2 separate regions of the Mus musculus genome follow, and region 1 is linked to region 2. The links are chromatin contacts, found by POLR2A ChIA-PET in ENCODE. All regions are on one chromosome and are shown on one strand. The core of a region is the stretch at or near the end of the contact, and the rest is flanking DNA. Distances in the headings are between cores, read along the strand shown.

The links. ChIA-PET counts read pairs that join two places held with the same protein, here RNA polymerase II (POLR2A).
Region 1: POLR2A ChIA-PET joins it to region 2 with 10 read pairs in embryonic stem cell. The contact joins the enhancer-like site here to the promoter of Mdh2 in region 2. POLR2A ChIA-PET finds 5 or more read pairs at or near these places in 4 of 5 experiments (Patski and embryonic stem cell).

The regions. Positions count from the first base shown.
Region 1 is chr5:135,904,426-135,907,346 of GRCm38, reverse strand. No RefSeq gene overlaps it. Among named protein-coding and RNA genes, the nearest start is that of Hspb1, 18 kb to the right of the region's middle. Within about 2 kb of position 1,296, at least 1 of the 3 ENCODE cell types and tissues checked has a DNase peak (open chromatin) inside an H3K27ac peak, as active enhancers do.
Region 2 is chr5:135,777,309-135,780,347 of GRCm38, reverse strand. It overlaps Mdh2 (malate dehydrogenase 2, NAD (mitochondrial)), which reads right to left and starts at 1,699. Exons shown (of 9, transcript NM_008617.2): 1 at 1,547-1,699. The coding sequence starts at 1,612. Styxl1 (serine/threonine/tyrosine interacting-like 1) reads left to right here and starts at 1,963. Exons shown (of 9, transcript NM_029659.4): 1 at 1,963-2,097. Gm30205 (a long non-coding RNA gene) reads right to left here. Exons shown (of 5, transcript XR_003955810.1): 5 at 2,364-2,426.

The DNA of each region.
Region 1 (2,921 bases), core at 47-2,546, 130 kb before region 2:
TTCAATAACCAGATGAATCTGAATTCAGCCGAGGTCTGACAGACAACTTGCCTGGTGGGCCTGCCGCTGTCGTTTTCCTAGCTCTGCCATGGCAGCCTACAGTTAGATCTGAAGAGCCACAAATTTGGCCTCTTGTGATCAACTGGGTATCTATGGGCAGGGAAAAGCCAACTGGGCTTAGGACAGCAGTTCTAAGCTTTCCTTATGCTGTGACCCTTTCATTTCCTCATGCTGTGACATAAACACTATTTTCATTGGCACTTCATAACTGGCTTTGCTATGGTTATGCAACCTGAAGGGGTCCTGACCACAGATTGAAAAACGCTGAGTTAGAGAGGCCCTGACTCGACAACAAAACCAAACAGCTGGGTGTGAGTGTGCACTGACTTTAATCTCAAGTAAAGACAGGCAGATTTCTGCGTTTGTATGTGAGAGGGTTATGTAGCCCAGGCTGGCCTCAAACTCTTAAATTCTTCTGCCTCCGCCTCCCAATTCTTGAGATTAAAGGTGGTCACTGCACCCAGGCTAATAGCTAAAGATTTTGCCTGGCCTCCACCCTGGTCCACCTAGCAGAGCCCATTGCCTACATTGTCAAGGCCCAAACTACAGGTCTGGATATTGCCAGCACCCAGCAAAAAAAGCACCGGGCTTCTTCCCTTGGACCTGTAGATAGGATGGTTGACTTCTGCTTGCTTCACCAGGTGAGGTAGGTCTGCTGGTCTGTAGTTGTCCTACCTCCAAAAACAAGATGGGGAACAGTGTAGCTGTCCGTGCTCACAAGGGACCTCTGAGCAGGCAACCCTGAGACATTGTGAGTCTGCATCAAGGGAGTCTCACCACTTCCGTTCTTTCCCACCATAATGGATATGACTGGGTCCCCTTAGACTTTTTTCTTTTTTTTTTTTTTTTTAAGATTTATTTATTATATGTAAGTACACTGTAGCTGTCTTCAGAAACCCTAGAAGAGGGACATCAGATCTCATTACAGATGGTTGTGAGCCACCATATGGTTGCTGGAATTTGAACTCTGGACCTTCAGAAGAGCAGTCTGTGCTCTTAACCACTGAGCCGTCTCTCCAGCCCTAGACATTTCTTTAATCTCACATAGAGCTGGGTTTGCACAAGGGGATCGCGATGGTTGCTGAGTTTTCTTAGGTGTGGGTTGGTTTGGCAGGTCTCAGGACAGGATCTAGTGCTCCTAAGAACCACTCTACCAGCTGGGCAGTGGCACACCATAAGCCCAGCACTTGAGGCAGAGATGGGTGTGGCTCTGAGTTCCCGGGAGGGGGTGTGTCACTCTACTGCTGAGCTTCTTGCCCCCTCCTCAGCCAATCACTAGAGAATGTTTGACGGGTGCTGTGTGGTATGTATGAGTAGCCCTTGCTTGCTGGGGGATCCCCCTCCCCCAAGCTGTGCCTTGGTTGTTAGTGCTTTAGTTAGTGTGGGAACTTTGGATTCCACAGGAGCAATAGTGCTTTCCAAAAGTACTTTCCCCATATCAGTTAGAAGGGGTTTTGCCAGCCAGCCAGGCAGTGGTGGCAAAGATTGCCTTTAATCCCAGCACTCTTAAATTTGAGGCCAGCCTGGGTCTACAGGATGAGTTCCAGAACAGCCAGGGCTACACACAGAAACCCTGCCTCAAAAAGGGTGGGTGTGGGAGAGAGAGAGAGAGAGAGAGAGAGAGAGAGAGAGAGAGAGAGTGTGTGTGTGTGTGTGTGTGTGTGTAAGGAGTGTTCCCTAGAGTTGAAGATTCTTCTTGCAAAAGAACTGCTGGGAATACTGCTGTCCCTCCACAGTGCTGACTTCTCAGTCTGCGTGAAGTAAGGGAGGGGGGCAGAAGGGTGGAAACCTGGCCCCTCGGTCAGGAAACGAGAGTTGGGCAACTATCGGCTGGGTAAGCCCAGCCTGTTCTGAGTCAGTCTTTGAATTTTAATCATTCTAACTGTTGTCCAGAGCCCCACCATGATATACCCTATTGTGGGGGCAGAAGCTAGAGGTGCCATATCATTGGTATATGTGGTGCATTGACTTAAAAAACAAAACAAAAAACGCAAGGTTTTATTTCTAGTCTGGAAGTCAGAATGCCTTTCCCTTCCAAGTGCTGGGAATAAGGGCATTGGACAGAGACTAAGCCGTGGTCACGGACTGGATCCCCCTCTTAGACGTTTCAAGACAAAATGAAGCTGGGTAAGGATAACAGGCCCTGGGAGGGAGCTCAATCAAATTGGTAAAGTGTTTGCTTATCATACATGAAATCGAGCCAGGTGTGGTGGTGCACACCTTTAGTTTCAACATTTGGGAAGCAGAAGCAGGTAGATCTGTGAGTTCAAGGCCAGCCTGGTCTACAGAGCGAGTTCCAGGACAGGGCTACACAGAGAAACCCTGTCACAAAACAAACAAACAAAAAAAAACAACAAAAACAACCCACAAACTCCATGCACATCAAGACCACCAGGGTGCATGTGGGGGCACACCTGCTGAAGTGGGGTACACCTGATATTCCTAGCACTCTCAGAGGCTGGAGGCTGAGTTCTAGATTGAGAGCTGGAGCCGAGGCTAGGTTGGGAAGAGTGTGCCGTGCTTTTACCAGGACCCAGCACCCTGGCAAGCCAGGCGACCTGTGCTCCAAAGGACCGTCAACAACTGATGCTTGCTGCCTTCCAGCCTACCTGAGGAAATTCACATCCCAGGTTCAGGAAAAGAGCCTGGCTCCGGAAGAGGCAGTAAGCAGTAGAGGATACCCCAACACCCTCTTCAGGCCTCTGCATATGCCTGTGTACACAACACACCCACACAAAATCTTTTTTAAAGTTGCAAGGTAATGTTCAAGACTAGCTTGGATTGCATGAAACCAGTCTCAGAAAGAAAGGAAAGCAAAGTTAAAAGCGGGGGAGGATGCTGAGAAGATGAGGTGCAAAACG
Region 2 (3,039 bases), core at 450-2,949:
GCGGGTTTCAAACTTTTAATCTTCCTGTCTGGAACTCCTGAGTGGCTGGGGTTACAAGCATGCATCACCACACCCAGGGTGTAATATGTTAGCTGGATTATTTTTTGGTGTGTGTGTTTATGTGCAGGTACCCACGGAGGGCAGAAGAAGGCTTCAGACCCTCTGGTGGTTGGAGTCACCTGCCTTGGGTCCTGGGAACCAAACTCTAGTCTCTGCAAAATCAGCAAGCACTTTTAACTGTGAGCACCTCTCCAGCCCCTTGCATCTTTATTTTTCAATGAATGGACTGAATGGGAAACAGGAAGACCTGACCTAGATGGTAAGAAATGTAGACTTCCCTGGAATGATCAGTTCTCCTCCGGAGCATGGTAATTGTTTCTCAAGCCTTGGTTGTATCAATTTTGCTAGAGATTTGTAAAAAATACTGACCCTGCCCTCTTGACACGATCCTGGGTCTCCTTTACTGATTCCGACATGCACTAGTTAAAGAGGCCCTGGCCCAGGAGAAGATTGACTATAAATAGCTTAGCTGTAACTGTCCTAGGCCAAGTCTACCCAAAGCAAGGATGATCCTCCAAGAATAATTCAAAAGAGATCCAGTGGAGGAGATGGTTCAGTGGGTAAGTGCATAAGGACCTGAGTTCAAAGCCCGGTTCCCCTGCCTGGCAGGTTCATCAAAGGCCTTCTCACTCTCATAAATAAATAAATAAATAAATAAATAAAGTCTACAACAGGGGTTCTTAAGCTTCCTAATGCTGCAACCCTTTAATACAGTTCCTCATGTTGAGGTGAACCCTTCAACCATAAAATTACTTTTAAAAATAAAATTGCTACTTCGTAACTGAAATTCTGTTACGGTTATGAGTCGTAATGTAAACATTTGCTACGGGACCCCTGTGAAAGGGTCATTCGATCCCAAGGTTGAGAACCGCTCGCTGGTCTAGTGTGTGATGGCCAAGACACCGATGTCCTTCTCTGGCCTCTGTACAATCATGTGCACATGACACCACACACACTCTGAAAAACGATGCTTGATGCACATCTTTAATGCCGGTACTGAGGCAGAGACTGGACTCCGTGAGTTCGAGGCCAGCCTGGTCCACATAAACGGACATAAAGCAAGCAATCCCTGGGCGGGAAGGCCACTGACTGTGCTAATTTCAATCGAATCTCCCAAACTACTGTGACCCTGATCCGTTCTCCACCCTCGGAGCCCCCGGCACTACGAAGTTAACGTCCGCGTTATTTCTCTCCTGGTGCCTCACATCCATGGAGGCTTCAAGGAGAAAATCAGTTAAGTCGAAGCAATGCAAAGTTGCATATAATGCAACTCGCATCCGGACCGCGAGCCTCGGCTTCTGCACCTACGTGGAGCGCAGACTATGGAGGAAACCTGGACTGACTCTGTCCCCCTTCCATGTTGGTCGGGATGTGAGCCGGGCGGCCCAGACGTCCAGAGTGAGCCTTGGATGGTTAAGAAACGCCGAGCTCCGGGGACGCGTGTGCCGCCCCCGGAGTTCCTTCCTAGGCAGGCAGCCCCTTGTACCTGGGCCGAAGTGCTGAAGCTGCGGCGGAGAGCGGCGCCGGCAGGACGGGCGAGAGCGGACAGCATGGCTAGGGCGGGCGGGACACGGAGCTACTGGCAGGAGCTACAAGAAGACGAGTGACTCCAACGACCTCCACTCTGCGCAGTGGCCGCCCGGTCCAGAGCCACCTGATCTCGCGAGAGAAGCGCAAGAAGCTTGAGCCAAATCTCGCGAGACAGGCTCGGCCGTGTGGTTCCTTGTCTAGCACGCCCTAGACCCGGCGAGCGAGGCCTGACGTCACGATTCTCTCCGGCTCCAAAGAAGTCATCTCTGGGCTCCGGCCACTTCCGAGATCTCGCGAGAGAGGCCCGGCTTCACTTTATCAGGCCGTTCCTTCCCCCGCCTCCTACCCCGCCCCTTGCCCCGCCCCTCCCCACCGTTAGCTTTGCCCACTTCCGGGACCTAGCGCTAGGACAGACGGTCACCAGGATTAGGCGGAATCTTGGGACCGCCCCTAGCAACCCGGTACTAGAAGGACTCTTGGAGCGCTCGCCCGGAGGACAGGCTCTAGGTTAGAAGTACCCGTTATCCCAGGTGGGGCTCCGGTCGGACGTCCTGCCGGGGAGCCTGACAGAAGTCGCGCAGCAGGTCAGGCGGCCCCGGAGCTCCTGACCTCAGCCAGGCCCAACTTTCCTGCCCCCTGGAAGAGGCCGGCTGGGGTCCCGGGGCGTCCCGGGGCGGGGTGGGCAGCATCTCCCCACCTGTTTCCTCCAGAGCCGCCCTTCCGACAAGTTACACAGAGCCTTGTTGAGGTTCCAGGCTTCTCACACAACCCGCTCGGAGGAGCGAGTACTCGCGTTGTCATGGCACCAGGCGATGTGCAGGACCGCGATCCTAGGTCTGGGACGGAGGAAGAAACGTTTGGTGACCGTGCCTCAGGCTTTGGGCTTGTCTCTACCCCTCAAACTCTCCAGCAGTGCAGGGAGCACGGTTCTGCAACTCTTCTTCTTGCTTTTCCTGCTCCCCCCTTCTTTTCCTTCCTTTCTTACTAAAATCCGCACAACACACGATTAAAAAAATAATAACTATTCTAAAGTTCAGGATCAGAGCTGGAGGGATGACTCTGGTTAAGAGCACTTGCTGCTCTTGCAGAGCTTCGATCCTGAGACGCTAGCAGGTGGCCCACAACCCCCTGAAACTCTAGCTTCAGGCATAGCCATTGCCGCAGGCATTCGTGTGCAGGTACCCACGGAGACACAGAAATAAACATTTAAAATGATAAAAATGTAAAAGTAAGGACCCATACACATACAGACGTGCACATATATGCACCTACATACATTCGAACGCATGCTACACACATAAAAAATATTCCGGAGGCTGCAGCAGAAGGATTGATGTGAGTTTGAGGCCAACATGAAACTCTGTTAAAAAAAAAACCAAAAAACAAAATAACAACCATGCAAACAAAAAGTTGGGGAGGGGGTTAGAGAAGGAACTGGAAGGGAGGGAA